3 separate regions of the Mus musculus genome follow, and regions 2 and 3 are each linked to region 1. A link is a loop called in an ENCODE intact Hi-C map of the cell type or tissue named here. Cell type or tissue: left cerebral cortex. All regions are shown on one strand.

The links. A loop is a pair of places that touch in the nucleus more often than their neighbours do. Peaks named below come from ENCODE experiments on the same cell type or tissue, not always from the same donor. Only the 100,000 strongest peaks of a DNase experiment are listed, where the experiment ranks them.
Region 2: it touches region 1 in a loop (2.6-fold over the local background); 7 of 42 quality-filtered maps call a loop at or near these places.
Region 3: it touches region 1 in a loop (3-fold over the local background); 2 of 42 quality-filtered maps call a loop at or near these places.

The regions. Positions count from the first base shown.
Region 1 is chr9:31,910,917-31,915,916 of GRCm38, forward strand. It overlaps Barx2 (BarH-like homeobox 2), which reads right to left and starts at 2,369. Exons shown (of 4, transcript NM_013800.2): 1 at 1,989-2,369. The coding sequence starts at 2,175. It overlaps Gm31497 (a long non-coding RNA gene), which reads left to right. Exons shown (of 3, transcript XR_379218.3): 3 at 97-282. In left cerebral cortex, a CTCF peak has its summit at 2,117; DNase peaks (open chromatin) are centred at 2,131, 2,659, 2,913, 3,685 and 1 more place; H3K4me3 peaks cover 2,822 bases.
Region 2 is chr9:31,859,462-31,864,461 of GRCm38, forward strand. The region is part of intron 1 of Barx2 (BarH-like homeobox 2); the gene reads right to left. Among named protein-coding and RNA genes, the nearest start is that of Gm31497, 44 kb to the right of the region's middle. In left cerebral cortex, no CTCF peak of the experiment used is centred here; a DNase peak (open chromatin) is centred at 2,790; H3K27ac peaks cover 400 bases.
Region 3 is chr9:31,792,445-31,797,444 of GRCm38, forward strand. No RefSeq gene overlaps it. Among named protein-coding and RNA genes, the nearest start is that of Gm31497, 110 kb to the right of the region's middle. In left cerebral cortex, no CTCF peak of the experiment used is centred here; DNase peaks (open chromatin) are centred at 705 and 2,682.

The sequences.
Region 1 (5,000 bases):
AACCCACTGTAGGCTTACGATCTGGAAGTATCAACTATTGTAGCCAGTTTTTATGAGTTTAATTCCACTAGCAAATCCTACTTTCTATATTTTAAGTCTCAACTACAGCAAATCAAGCACATTTTGAAAGAAACGATCCAGGGGGAAGAATGGAAAAAGAAGGCAAGAAAACCACCGCAAATAACCTCTCCTGCAGCAAACCAAGAACTTCTAGGAACACAGGACAAGCCTGCGACCATGTCAACTCACCTTTATTGCTCACAAAACTGCCTTTGAATCATTGCAGTGTGCCTGTTTTATTTCCCACCCAAGGTTCCATAAATCATGGAACTAGCCTGGACTGACTACGTGAAAACTTTCTGGGCCTTTTTCTCCCTCTCTTTTTCCAGCATGTTTTCTTGCATGACCCAACTCTGTGACTCCCACAAGCCATGGAAAGTGGCCTTAGAATTACATCAAAGCCCCTGAAAGGCAGCAGGTACTAAACAGGGCCCTGGGTCCCTCAGGAACTGAACCTATCTTCTGGGTAGCGAGACTCAACGGGGTACAATGAGAATTGTCACGGGGGGGGGTCCTCATTGGGATTTTATTGTTGTGGCAAATAAATGTTCTCAAAGAGAAGATTTAGCCTACTTCTCCAGCCCCAAACATTCACAGATGACTCATTGGAGACTCTACATATATAGCAGACAAAATGCCAGCAGGGTGGGCCTCTATCTTGTTTCTCAAATCTATTTAATGTATACCTTGATTATTTTCTTGTTTATAAAATTCAGTATTACAAGGCTTGTTGTGGGATATCAAGTCTAAAACTACCTTGCTGAAAGAAGTGAAATATTCATTTTATGGCCAAATGTAGGAGTAACTTGATTTGGGAAAAACCTCTCCCCATATTTATTATTTAGACTTAGTGACTAGCATGGCTGGACCGTGGGAGAGATGGAATTCCAAGTATTACATTTAGCAGCTTTTTATCCCCGAAGTTCAGAAAAGAAGTCTGGGAACCACTGCAGTGGGCACACACTTCCATTTTTCCAATTATAATTTCGTGAGTTTGTTTCATGGCAGTCATACAGCAAGCACAGAACCAAAGGCCCAAAGCACTTGTTTGCTCTCAGTGGAAAGCACAGTCAAGAACTTCCTTGAAAATATTTTCAACTGTTTTAGCTCCACCTAACTTTTTTGTAGCCTGATCCCCATCTGCCAGGGAACTTTGAAACCCAGAGCTTCTCTAAATGTACACCCTGTTTTAAATGTCTTTGGATTGATTTCCTACAGATCTACTTTTTCAATGTAATTACTAAATTCTCTGTTTCCTTCCTATTGGTCTAGTTTTTGTGGACAGAGGAAACCAGGTTTGAGGGTTTTTTTTTTTTTAAAAAAACTGTTACTAGTGTTGGTTTTAGTCACTTAAAACAAACAAGGGGTTTATCCTTTCTGCTTGTGTCAAAACTCAGCACAGCCCAAAACTACTTTCCTGAGGGCAATCATTTTAAGTAAAGTTTGATGTAGTCACAAGTTTATTTTGAAGCCCATGAAACCGATTTACCTGTAAAATTACAAAAGAGGCTGGGCAATCTAACTCTAGGTGAAAGATGAGACCACCAAATTAAAGTTGAAACTGACAAGCTCACTGCGTGAAACCGCCTAGGCACTGAATCTGTTCAAGTGTTTGAAGTTTCTCACTAAAACCCCCGGTAGTGCCAGGGAGAAGGACGCTTTCTCCAAGAAGCCAGGACAGTTATGCTACATTGGCGTCTCACTCCAAGGACCACTTGGTCTTAACTCATCTCCCATCCAGGGAGCAGTACCTGCCCAGGCCCGGTTGCAAACGCTTTTGAATGCCCACCACTGGCGGGCGAGTCTGTTCTTGCAAGGACGCAGGAAAAGAATCCTTTGGTCCCTCTGGCTCTCAGGTTGGAAAGCAGAGGCGACCGCACACGGGCAAAAGTACAGCAGCCCACTATATCGCCCAGCGGTTGTCTTACCGGTACAAGAGTGCAGGGGCTTGGGTCGCACCACCAGCGACGGGCACACAGAGTAGAGGGAAAGTTTCTCAAAGTAGTCGCAGGTCTCCTTGGAGAGGATCTCATCGATCATGAAAGTCTTGTAGCGCCGCCTGGCTGCTTTGAGCTGGCCGGGTGAGCTCAGCCTCAGTTCCGCGTGGCAGTGCATGGTGAGCCGGGACCAGAGCCTGGCGACCTGAGCGCGGCGAGCGCCTGGCCGTCCGGGACCGCAGGAGGTGGCTCGCTGGCTGGGGCCTGAGCCCCGCTCCTCGGCAGCCAGAGGGGCGGCGGGGCCCGGGGAGGCGCGCAAAGCAGAGAGGGCACGGGCGCGCCTGCTGCGTCTACACCCACCCGCCGAGCAGCATCTTTGACTACAGCCTTTTTGGGACACCGCAGCTGTCAATCAGCGCGCACTTCCTGCAGGGCCAGGTGCGGAGCGCGAGCCGAGGGGCGTCGGCCGCTACCCCGCCCCTGCGCGCCCGTGCGGCTGGGGTGCTGACCTGCGCACCCCGGGTCCGACCGCTCTTGCCCGCTGCCTCCCGCCGATCCGAGAGTCGAGCGCTCCCCAGGCGGCTCTATTTTAAGACACTCGCTCCGGTTCTCCTTTCCCCCTCCCCCAGCTCCAGGTGTGTGTACGGGTGTGTGCGCGCGCTCGTGTGTGTGTGTGCACGCGCAGGACTGCGGGCGCGCGCCTCCTTCTCCAGGGACTCAGGAGTCTAGCCGCCACTTTTCCGAGTCGCATCGCCCCTCTGTCCTCCCTTAGCGCCAGTCCTGCTAAAGGGGGCACCGCTCCCGCCCCTCCGCCCCCGCAACCCTATAGGCAGCTATGTCCACACCTCTTGCCATAAAGCAGTGGCATCTTCATCCAGAATCGCGAAGCTCCGGGCTCCAGAGCGCGCGCTTTCCGACGACCACCGAGCCTCACTTGTCCCCGCTGGGCCATTTCCCTAAACCACAGTGTCCTCTCTCAACCCAGCCCACAGCTCCGAAGCCCGCGCTGCAGCCGTGCGCTCCCGAGGTGGGGCATTTGCTCCAAGGTTGCAAACTTGATTGCCTCACTACGACCCCAAACTACAAATGAATTTAGCACACTCCGTTATCCCAATTATAAACTAGGGTAGTAATGTGGTGTGTGTGAGTGTGTGTTTAAATTCTGTTCATACAACGGTTTTCTTTTGCCAGAAAGGGCCAAAACAGCGGGATCGCGACGTGCCCGCGGCCCTTCCAAAGTTAGCCCAAATTCTGGCTTTTCCTAGTGCCCAATCCCGCTTTCCATTCCGGGGTATAACACACTTCTGGTATTGGGGGATGGTTTGCCTCTTTCTTCCTAGCGTCCTAATCTCAGAATCTGTTCCTACCAATGTCTGTACGAACTTTGTTCCTAACCACAATCCTTGCGTTAGAGCGTCCGGCCCGCACCTAAGCGCCTAGGACAGCTCCTGCTGTCAGTGACTCTTCCAGCCGGCCGGCCGGCCGTGGGAAACGACCTCCGGGTGCACTCCCAGCCCCCAAGACTGTGCCCCTGAAGTGGTGTGCGCAAGCTGGAAAAGAAACGGACAGCGGGGACACAGAATTTGGGACAAAACAGCCGATGGTGTTTGCCTGACGCTCGCACGGTGCGACTGATCCCGTGGCTACGCGCTCCGAGCATGGTTAGCCGCGGAAGCAAGTCGGGACGCGCACCTGGGCCGGTGGTTAAACTCGCTAAGGAACAAACTTGCTGAACTAATGATTAAACACTTAAAGAAAATAGGCATTAATAGACTGAATCATAGTCGAGCGTTTGCTGTGGGCATCAGCTCGTATTAATGATTTTTATTTCTCGTGTGTCTGCCTCTGCCTGATTTCTCTTTCCTTCTTAACTCTTGAGATTGCTTTTATTTCTGCTGTACCAGACATAGGTAGCCAGCACTGCAGCTAGGTACCCCAGAGGCTGAGGTCCTTGCCTTTATCCCTGGACTCTGTGGACTATCTGCTGTGGAGGACGGAGGGCCTAGGACCTGTCGGGGTGCGCCACCGGTCGCCTCGACCCGCTACGCGAGGAGCCAGGGGCCAGGGACCCAGCGCAACACTCGCTGCCGTGCTAATCCTGAGGCGCTGCTCTCTTGAGTCACCCGTACAGTGCCATGCCGCACCATAGGCAGCCACGAAGAAACTAAGTGCTTGGCGGGAATTGAGTCTGACGGAGGCGACAGGGAGACCGGCTTGCAGCGCTCGGAGCCCGGCATCCGAATGGCCTCAGGGCCGGAGCTTGAGCGTGCCGCTGCGCTTAGGCTAGCAGGTTCCGGAGTGGTCTCGCGAAGGCGTGCGCTCTGGGTCTCACTATCGGTAACCCTGTCTCTGTCCTGCACTCCTGTCCTTCAACCTTTTTTCTTTCTTTCTCTTGGCTCTTCCCTCTTTTTACCCCTCTCATTTCTCCCTTTCCCTCGTTGGTACTCGCCTTTGGGGCTTCTAAGTTTGGGCTCCTTTTTCTCTTTCCTTACTTCTGCCCTTCGTTCCGTTCTTCCCCCCATAATGCATGCTTGTTTCTTTTTCTTCTTCCCTTTCTTTCTCCCTCTCCACCTTTTCTCTCTCCAAACTCGAGTCAGGAGTGGCATTTGTGAACCCGTACCCAGGGAAGCTCTTAGACAGACCAAGTGCTTGAACTCCTAGCCCAGTCTGCAGGAATGGACTGGCCCCATGACAAGTCTTTCCAAGTGGGGCCTCATTCTGTCGTCTTACTGCTCCCTTCTTCCCATAGAGCCTCAGGCACAAAATTCACTTAAACCCTCCTGTCAATTTGGCTTGAAAGCTAGTGAATTTTGATAGCCAAAGAAGTAGAGAGCATCCCCCATCGGTGCCTTACAAACTTTCTCTCTCTTTTTTACCCCCCCCTACAAGGAAGGAAGGGGACTGGAAGAACAAATTCCCGCTGAAGGAAGGAATAAGCAGCCCTGAATCTTGGAGCCTAGAGTCTTTGGCTGTCTGGTATTCGTTCCCTAAACTGACCTTGGC
Region 2 (5,000 bases), 51 kb before region 1:
CTTAACTCATAAGGATGTTCAGAGAAGGAGGGCGCTTAATGATTATCCCAGTTGACTCCCTCATTTCAGGGAAGCTAGTCCCAGGAAAGTTAAATGACTTGCCTAATACAACATAACCAGGAAAAGCAAATTGAGGGGTCAAAACCACAATCTCCTGGCTTAACGTCCAGGGCTCTTAGCACTGGGTCATGAGTCACACGTTTACGAGGGAAGGACAAACAGATGTTTAATTCACATAAAAACCTGGCTCAATTATGACTAGTTACCTGCCAGAAGCACTGTTTAAAGAGGGTTCTCAGGCTGGGTTGGAGCTTTCTGTGGTTGATTAACAATGTCTGCCATGGGCAGGTTGTAGGGTGCACCGGGTTCAGGAACATATAAATGGTTTTTACTCTGCTTCTTAGGAAAGTTAAAGCAAAAAGGGCTTTTGCAGCTAACAATCTAAGTCTATAAGTGCACATTTTAAAAGACCACTGTCTGTTACTGTTTATAGGTTGAGGTTTAAAGTGTCTCTGTCTCTCTGGTCTCAGTTTTTTTCATCTAGATAATAAGACTAGCTAACTTCTCAGAACTCTTCAAATTCTGACATACTGATGCTACAGCAAAGTGTCTCTCGGCCCACATTCAACAGCTGATGAAACCAGAGAACGCTGGGGGGGCTGCCCTTTGAACCTCATTGCATGGCCTGCCAGCAGCCACAAAGGCAGAGCAAGCAAGAGCCAACCAACATTCACACTTGTCCTGGGCTGAAACCAACTACATCATAGAAGCCCCCAGGTGCTGCTTGTGAACCCAATCTCATCTGGCTTGGCATTGCTCTTTGTATTCATTCCTGTGCCTGTGTTCTGGATGCCAGGCCCAGTCATTAAAACAGATAACTCTTCCTGTTCTTTGAGAACACTCTAGCGAGGCCCAGTAGAAACCACAAAGTTGTTAAGAAATAATAAATCACCGAGTGCAACAACTTCCAGGAAACCTAAAGCCAACTCTAACACTTGAGGGTTTGTGTTGTGTATTCATTTTAAGAAAAAAATAATAATCTGGACTGGCCCAATGGCTCAGGGGTTAAGCACACTTCTGCTCTTTTGGGGGACCTGAGTTTGGTTCCCAGCACCTGTCACATCCTCCTGTATATGTTGTTCTGGCAAAGATTGGGGGGGGGGAGATAGGAACTCATCTACTGTTGCTGGCAGTATAAAAAGATTTTTTAAAAATAGAAGAAAAAGCATTTTACATGCCCATTGTCAACATGTGCCAAGTCGCTGACAGAAATTCCAAGATGAGTTCTACCGTCCATGTGCACAGAGGTTTGTGTGTCACCACGTCCACTGCGGTCTTGTTCACAGTAGTGGAAAGGGGACACAATCTACATACTTATTAACACGGCAATGAGCTATATCTGCAGTGTGGTCTAGCGATATAACCTGATAAATACATAGATGAATGGATCAACTAACTATCCAAATATATAGTAAGTGAGAAAAACACAGTATGAGGCTTGTGTAGTCAGAAAAGCTGTGTGACCATGTTTACAAATGCTTTTTTAGAAATCCAAAAAGTTATTTATTTCACGAATAAAAATAACAACCTCTAGGGAAAGGCAGAAGTAAAATAGAATAGAAAGGAATCTACTGGTATTGATCTCTGAGCACGGACTATGGGCCATGTGCTCTGGAAGCTTGGGTTACAAGCAAGTTCCACCTTCGTCGACGCTCATGTTTCAGAAGAGGAGGTAAGTCATATAGTGACAGGCAGTGGTGAGCTCTCCAGAGAAAGCTAGGGCAAAGAGAGAAGGTAGAGCAGGTGTGTGGAGACCTCTGAGGAAAGGTGGCCTTTCAGAGGATAAGTGAATCTCAGTGTGATAGTCTCAAGAAGACGCAGGGCTACTGAGCACCTGGAGGCCCAGAGCCAGCATGTGCAATCCCTTTCAGGGCAACAAGCTTTGACTCAAGGACTAGTAAATGCCTGAGGTGAGAAGGGTAGAAAAGTTCAGAGAGACCTGCTGGGGTCAGGTCATAAAGAGATGTCATTCAGAATGATGAAAAGCCATCTACGAGATTCTGCTGATCAGAGGCAAGATCCAGTTATTAATGACCACACTGCAGATATAACCCAGCTCATTGCTGTGTTAATAAGTATGTAGATTGTGTCCTCCTTCCACTACTGTGAACAAGACCGCAGTGGACGTGGTGACACACAAATCTCTGTGCACATGGACGGTAGGACTCATCTTGGAATTTCTGTCAGCGACTTGGCACATGTTGATGGTGGACATGTAAAATGCTTTTTCTTCTATTATTTTTATGGCCACTGTGGAGAACAGCCTCAGAAGCAGGTGGGGAGAGTACAAAGCCAGTGAGGAGTAGAGGCCAAACCCCAGGCCCTAGAGACAACATCTGTGACCAGGGTGCTATCATATTCTGGGTATACTTCATTGATAAGGCGAAAAGGTCTAATAGACAGTTCCAGAGCAAGGGTGAGTGGGAAAACCCAAGACTGCTGTGGTAGACAAATAGCTGTTAGACATCTCTGATGTGTTGAGGTGGCAGCTCGGTAACCTAGGCTGAGGTTCAGGGGAGCAAGAGACTGGAGGGGCTTTGACTCACCCAGTGTATGTGGCATTTTAAGCTATGAGCTGAATGAGGTCACCCAGCGAGTGAGTGGAAGAGAGAAGAGATGGGAGGACTGAGCCTGGGGCATACCAACATGTGAGGTCATGAGGAGGGAGAGATGCCAGCCCCAGACAGCAAGGAAAGGACAAAGAAATGGAAGCCAGCATCCCCTGGAGCTCCAGTACCTAAGACAATACTTCTGTGCTCTGTACAGTCTGCCACATGCTTGTGTTATTTTTATAAGTTGGAAAAGGAAGAATTTAGCTAAATGAGCCTTAAGTTCCATTCTCATTCCAAAGTTCTGATTTTTTTCAGTCTTTTTTGAGCTTCTAAAAAGCCAGGCAAAGGAAACTGATGGGTAAACTATGTTTAGTTTTGAGATATTGTTGGAAAGCAAACTGTGGGTGCTCTCTTAGGTAAAGGGAACTCTTTTCATCACAGCCAGGGTCTGCAGAACTCTTTCTCTTTATGCTGGAAGATATTTGAGTTTATATTCTAGGTTAAGACACAATCTTTCCTTCAGAATAAATGTCACTAAATGTGGAGAAATGAGAGGTCTTTATACAAGTGAAAGAGAAAACTGGAGAGTCTTAGGTTAATTTTTTAAAAGAACTATGCTTACTTAAAAGTTTACTTGAAATAGATCATAGATCCCAATATAAACTCATAGAGTCTCGTGGCTTTGTTTAGGCTGAGAATTCTTAGTAGCAGCACCAAAAATACAATGCAGTTTTAAAATGGAAAAAAGAAAAAAGAAAGAAAAGATGATCCTTGTCAAGCTTAAATCTTTCATGTAGAGCATGTCTTTTCATATGTGGAATCTAGATTTATATTTGTGTACATACACCTGTGTGCATGTGCCTGTGAGCGTGCTCACGTGTGTGCTCCTGTACGAAGGAGATGGAAGGAGAGAGAGGAAAAAAGTAACACAAGAGATCTTAAGGGATTGGGAGATGGGGAGTGGGACATATTGACCCAAGGGATGGTGCAAATGAAATGGGGGAGGGGAGGCAAGGGGGTTGAGGAAGGGAAGGCAAGAGGAATGGGGGAGGGGCGGCAAAGGGGAGATGAGGCAAAGGGGATGGTGGAGGGGGTGCAAAAGGAATGAGGGAGGGGAGGCAAAGGGGAGAGGGAGGGGAACATAGGGGAGGGGGAGGGGAGGCAAGTGGATTGAGGGAGGGAAGACAAGGGGGTTGGGGGAGGCAAGGGGGATGGGGAGGAGATGGGAAAGGGGAGGCAAAGGGAATGGGGCATGGGGTACAAAAGGAATGGGGGAGTGGAGGCAAAGGGGATGGGAAGGGGAGACAATGGGGTCAGGGGGAGGGCAATGGAGGAGTGAGCAGACTAGGAAGTATAATGACATACGCATATAAACATTCCACAGTGTTGTGGGAAAGGCCGTGCTATAGGCTGGGAGGGGGATTCACATCTAACAATGGATGAATGATTTGTATGTAGAGAATACTAAAGATTTCAACTTTAAAATTTATAAAAATGATCAAAAGTAGGCAAGGAGTGTGCTACATATCTGTAATCCCAACACTGGGGAGGTCGAGGCCAGAGGGTGGCTACTTAGAGGCCAGTCTGGGCTAGATAGTGACAACTTCTCATACATTTTTTAAAGACGAAGAATTGAAATTTTATATATAAAAAAAAACTTCATCAAGACATCATCAAAGATGATTAAAATAATGGATTAGTCACTGTGAAGATGCAAAATAAGACCTGGGATTCCACCATACAGGGATAGGAATATCCACAGTGCTTTGTAAGCTGGCAGGGAAGAGGAGGGGCTGGAATTCTTACACCTGTCTTCTTTGGAATAAGACTGGCAGTTTCTCATAAAGTTAAATATACAGACACTGTGTGACCCAGCAAAGCAAGTTCCTAAGTGTTGATCCAAGAGAGAAGAGCACACAAACCTACAAGCCAACGCTTAGGGTAGCTTCTTAGTAACTGGAAACAATCCAAGCACCCCTTAGCTACAGAGGGACAAAGAATGTAGTGTTTACGATGAACACTCCACACTCTCAGAAATCAAAAGAGAAGAGTTCTGATGCACACAGCACAGGGAAACCTCAAGCGCATTGTCCTTAGTCGAACGGAATGCTGCCTGGTGACGTCACTTTCCTGACATCCTAGAGGAGACATAACTACAGGTGGAGAAGACACTGCCAGAGAGTGGGCACTGGGTGAAGCTGACTATGGAGAGAACACAGCTCCAGGGAACTGAGGGGGACTGAGAGTGTTCTGTACCCCAAATCCAACAGTCATTATGCAGCTTTTCATTTTTATTAAGACTCACATCCTTAGCCAGTCGATGGTGGCGCATGCCTTTAATCCTAGCACTTGAGAGGCAGAGGCAGGCAGATTCTGAGTTCAAGGCCA
Region 3 (5,000 bases), 120 kb before region 1:
GATTGAATTCTTTACTATGCGGGCATCTCATTTTCCTTTTGCTGTTCAACTTCATCTCTGTTTTAAATCTGCCATAACGCTGGAAGAAGTTAGTATAATTTGGAGAGAAATTGTGTACATGTATGTTAATATTAAACATGGAGTTTAAAGTCACAGACACCTCAGTTTTCTGTACCTGTGTTCATAGATAGGTCCCTTCCATGAGCATATTTCTCCTTCTTTCATTCTGAACAAACCAGTTAAAGAGACACATTGCTCCAGAAGTATCATGGAGGTAGCTGTAACTAGAGAGGCCCATCGAATGACTGGTTACCAATATTTAAGACCTTGCTTTACCCAATCTACTCAAGGCTTAGGTTTCTAAAGACATACTTTGAAAGTGACCAATTTTGATATTTCAGTCTATGTTGGGTGAAGGACATAGCTCAGTTAGGTGAATGCCTGCCTGGTATGAACAAAATCCTGGGTTGAATTACCAAGATGCCATAAAAATAGAAAAAAACAGGCATGTAATACGTGTCTTTAATCTCAGCACCAAGGGGGAAGAATCAGGAGGGTCAGAAGTTCATGGCAAACCTTGGCTAAATAGTGAGTTCAAGGCCAGTTTGGGATACAAAAGAACCGATCTCAAAAAAGAAAAAAAAATGTGGATTACTCATAGTGACTCAACAGAGACTGAAAAGAAGAAAAGAGTGCCAGAGAGGCAAAGATAGACTCTATCAATGTAACAGAGCCACAGACCTTAGTAGGCCCCAAGATTTCGGCATAACTAACTCCATGGTGGAAGTACCATTCAGGCTGTAAAATTGAGCATGTAAGCCACACCACCTGCCAAAACTAAACAAAGGCCTAATCCATCAAAGTTATGGGAAAGTCTCCAAATGTTCTAACCTTGCTTTTTGGCTTCTGTCATTCTGATTCTGGCCAATTGTTCTTTTTAACTGAAGTGTGTTAACTTAGGATATGGTTTTTGTGCTTAAAAGCTCACCCTGAAAAAGGCTCAGGGCTACACTGAAATCCTGAACACCTAATACAGTTACTGCCTGACTAATAAAGACTTTCTATTGTCATAAACCCATGTCTGAGTAGTCTTCTCTGGTGACTACTCTACAACATTCTGTGCTAGAAGACTTGCATAAACAATGTTTTAGTATTCCTAAGTATTATTTTCCCTTGATGTTACAGTATTGGGATTATCTTATTCTTTTATCTCATTGTGAAACCTGTATTTGATAATGGCATGGAGTCTTAATAACCTGGCTCTCTATGATTATCATTATATTCTTTTATCTGTATAAAAGAACACCTTATATTCTTTTATCTGTAATGTTCTTGTAGCCATTAGTCTGAAAGGATGGTCCCAAAGAAGGTAGCTAGTGGCAAAGCTTGACAGGCTACGTTTGCTGTGAGGCATGTGAGCTGACTGGGGTGAAGAAGACCTACTCCCCCCCCCCTACTTTTTAAAGCTTTGTTATAAATAAGACACACACACACCCACACTAAGTCAAGCCAAGCAATAAGCCAGCACCAAGAGGGTTGCTTATCTGCCCAAGGTCACTATCTCAACAGTAGATTTCTAAGAATGTACGGCCATTCTTTCATCCAATATCATTTCAAACTCTTCCTCTTTGCCATCTTTTCCTGATCTACTGTCCCATCCTTTCCACAACACTTTAAACCAGGTACTGCTCAGTGGTGGGATATTTCCCTGGTGTGGGTGAAGCCCTGGTTCTATCCCCAGCACAGTGAAAAAACAAAAGGTCAAACTGGCTCATGGGTCTACTCCTAAAGCCATCTTTTCTCAGTTAAATCTGTGTCTTTCTCTTGCCTCAACCCCTGCATTGCCTTCTGAAGGGGAAAAAAAAATCAAACTTGTATGAATGAGTATCTCTCTCCTTGGGTCCTCTACATTCTATCCTTTTCCCATCCAAGTGATTCACAGCCGAGCCTTGTTCATTTCTTCCTTGTCGTTCTGTTACTAGTTACAGAAAAACAAGAGGATCAAAATGGAGCATCGAGATGAGCTGTCCCTAGCTATATAGTTGATAGAAGAGGCCCCCCAACCCTGTTATAGCTGTCTCGTATGAGGTTATGCCAGTGTCTGGCAAATACAGAAGTGGATGCTCACAGTCATCTATAAGATGGAACACAGGGCCCCCAATGGAGAAGCTGGAGAAAGCACCCAAGGAGCTGAAGGGGTCTGCAACCCTATAGGTGGAACAACAATATGAACTAACCAGTACCCCCCCCCCCCAGAGCTCATCTCTCTAGCTGCATTTGTAGCAGAAGATTGCCTAGTCAGCCATCACAGGGAAGAGAGACCCCATGGTATTGCAAACTTTATATGCCCCAGTACAGGAGAATGCCAGGGCCAAGAAGCGGGAATGGGTAGGTAGGGCAGCAGGGGCGGAGGGAAGGTATAGGTAACTTTCAGGATAGCATTTGAAATGTATATAAAGAAAATATCTAATATAAATAAATAAATAAATAAATAAATAAGCCCCGAAATCATTTATGAGAGGCACTGTTTTAAGCAACTCATTGATAAAAGCAGAATCAAAACTGCTATGTGTGTCCTGTGTGCCGCCCCACCCCAGGCTTCTTTCTGTCCTGTGAGTCACTGGATTTAGAAGGGTGGGATATTCTGGTAAGTGTGGGAGGCTCTTCTCAGAGCTCTTCCCACACCCCAGCCCAAAATAATTCACTGTTTCTCATCTTACATCAACACAGCTTTTGTTTTTAGCTGAGCATCATTGTCACCTCATTCCAACCATTCATTCATTATTCATTTGGTGAGCATCTTCAGGCACCAGGATTGATTCTTGAGAAACTAAGATGACAGAGAAAAAATGTTCTTTCTCTCAAAAAGCATGTGGTCTTGATGGCAAGGAGGAAGAAGACATAGACACATCAATTATCATTGATGAGACATTGGAGCCAGAAAGATAGTTGAGACAAATTTAGTATCTTTGGAAGAGAATATGCAGAAGCAACTTAAGCCTGGAACTCTGGGGTATAAAGGAAATTCCAGATAGCTTATTGAGGCTAGTGTTTGTGGAGCAGTCTTGAAGACTAGAAGTAGTGTGTAAGCCCAGCAGTAGGAAGTCAAATCATGAAGGCCTTGTGGACCACGCACAAAACTCTACACATTCTCTTTCAGCAAACAGGAATCTTAAAGTTATTTAAGCTTGGGAGTTATGCGTCTAGACATGTATTTTTAAAAGGTTACTTTAGGGGCAGAGTAAAGAATGACTGAGAAGGAAATGAGACCAGAGACCAGGAAATAATTTGACAGGTTGTTGTCATGCAAAAGTCAACAAGGGCCTGCATGGATTCACCCACCAGCACTTTTAAGAACAGTTGGTACCAAGTTGGGTATGAAGGCATAAATAATGAGAGAAGATTTAAGGATAATTCTCACAATCTTGATAAAGGTGGATGAATGAATTATAGTTCATTTTATCAGAAAGCAGAGAAAGGAGAAAAGGTCAAAGGTGAGACTTGGGAGGAAATAAAATGACCCCAAGCTTGAGATTCCTAAGTTACTTCCAGGTAGAGGCTTCTCATTGGCAGATGGAGTTAGATTGCCTTAAGATAATGACCCAGACTGAAGATACTGATTTGAACATCACTGTAAGACGGGTCAGCAACTGAAGTCCTAGGAGAGAAAGACATTATCCAGTGGATGGAAGACTGTGGCAGAATCTTAGAGGGTGCCAATACTAGGGTGGAAACAGAAAGAGGGGTCTTAAGGGCAGACTCAGAGCTGTTACTAAATAGTGAAGAGAATAGGCGGTGGAGGTCATAAAGAACACACAGGGAGAACTCAGGAAGCCTACTCCAGTGATGTCTACCATAGAGAGGTGAAATGGGAATAGATTGCTATACCAGAAAGCTTCCTATACCTTAGCAAGAACTCTGACTACTGAACTGTTGGGAGAAGACCAAATGTAGTGGGTTTTGCAGTGAGAGGAGCCTGAAGACCCAGAGACTAAGTCTTGAAAACCAGCTATGAAAGGGTGAAGTGCAAATATTAGCTTGAACTGTGTTTACAGAGGAGTAAGCACACTTTCTGACTGGGCAAGCCCACACACAGTGTCCTGGAGCAATTGTCTCAGGGTCAACCTTCTGCCAAAAACCACTGCTCTGACAGACAGTAAGTCAGCAATGGCCTTACCAAATGTAACGGAACACCTCAGGTTTCTAAGAGATCACTAGAAATCTCTTGAAAATTTCCCAACAAAGAAATGCTTTAAATTCTTCTTAACATGTGGTCTTTGTTTTGTTTGTCTGTCTGTTTGTTTGTTTTCAGTGCAATCAGCATAACTTTACTCATAGATTCTATGAAATGAGTAAGTTGTCTTATTGAAATGGGAAACTGATTCTAGAGTTTAAAAGGAGAAGTAAAATACCTAGAATTGTTGAAAGAATATTAAAGAACAGAGTTGAAGAAACGCCATTACCTGACTTCAAGACATCTGCTTATTCCCAAAGCACTCCAGACAAGGTGAATGAAAGACAGACAGATGACGTGGATGAGAATGAAGGGAACAGAAACAGGCCCTCGCCACGAGATCACGTGAGGCTTGATGGAAGAGAAGAGGTCATATGTCTTTTTAAGAAGCAAAAGCACCTGGACATGATATGAAATTTCTTTAAAAGTCTAGGCAGACTTTATACTATTCACAAGGAGTAACTCAAAGTGGAAAGCTAAATAAAATGCGTAAAGAAGAGAATCCCAGAAGATCAGCTTCACACTCAGCTACATAATCATGAGTTTCCCAGTAGCCTTCACATGATGTCATAGGTGTAGCATATGAAAGACACAGTCAATGACTTGACTGAAGTTTGAAGCTGTGAGTCTGAGGCAGCATCCTTGGCTGAAGTCAGCAGAAACCCATAGCCTGAATGGTTTTACAGGAGCTTAAGGGTACACTGAGATGTTTACTAGAGACGAAGGGGTTTGTTAGAAGAGTTATTGATGCCAAGGTCAGATAGGC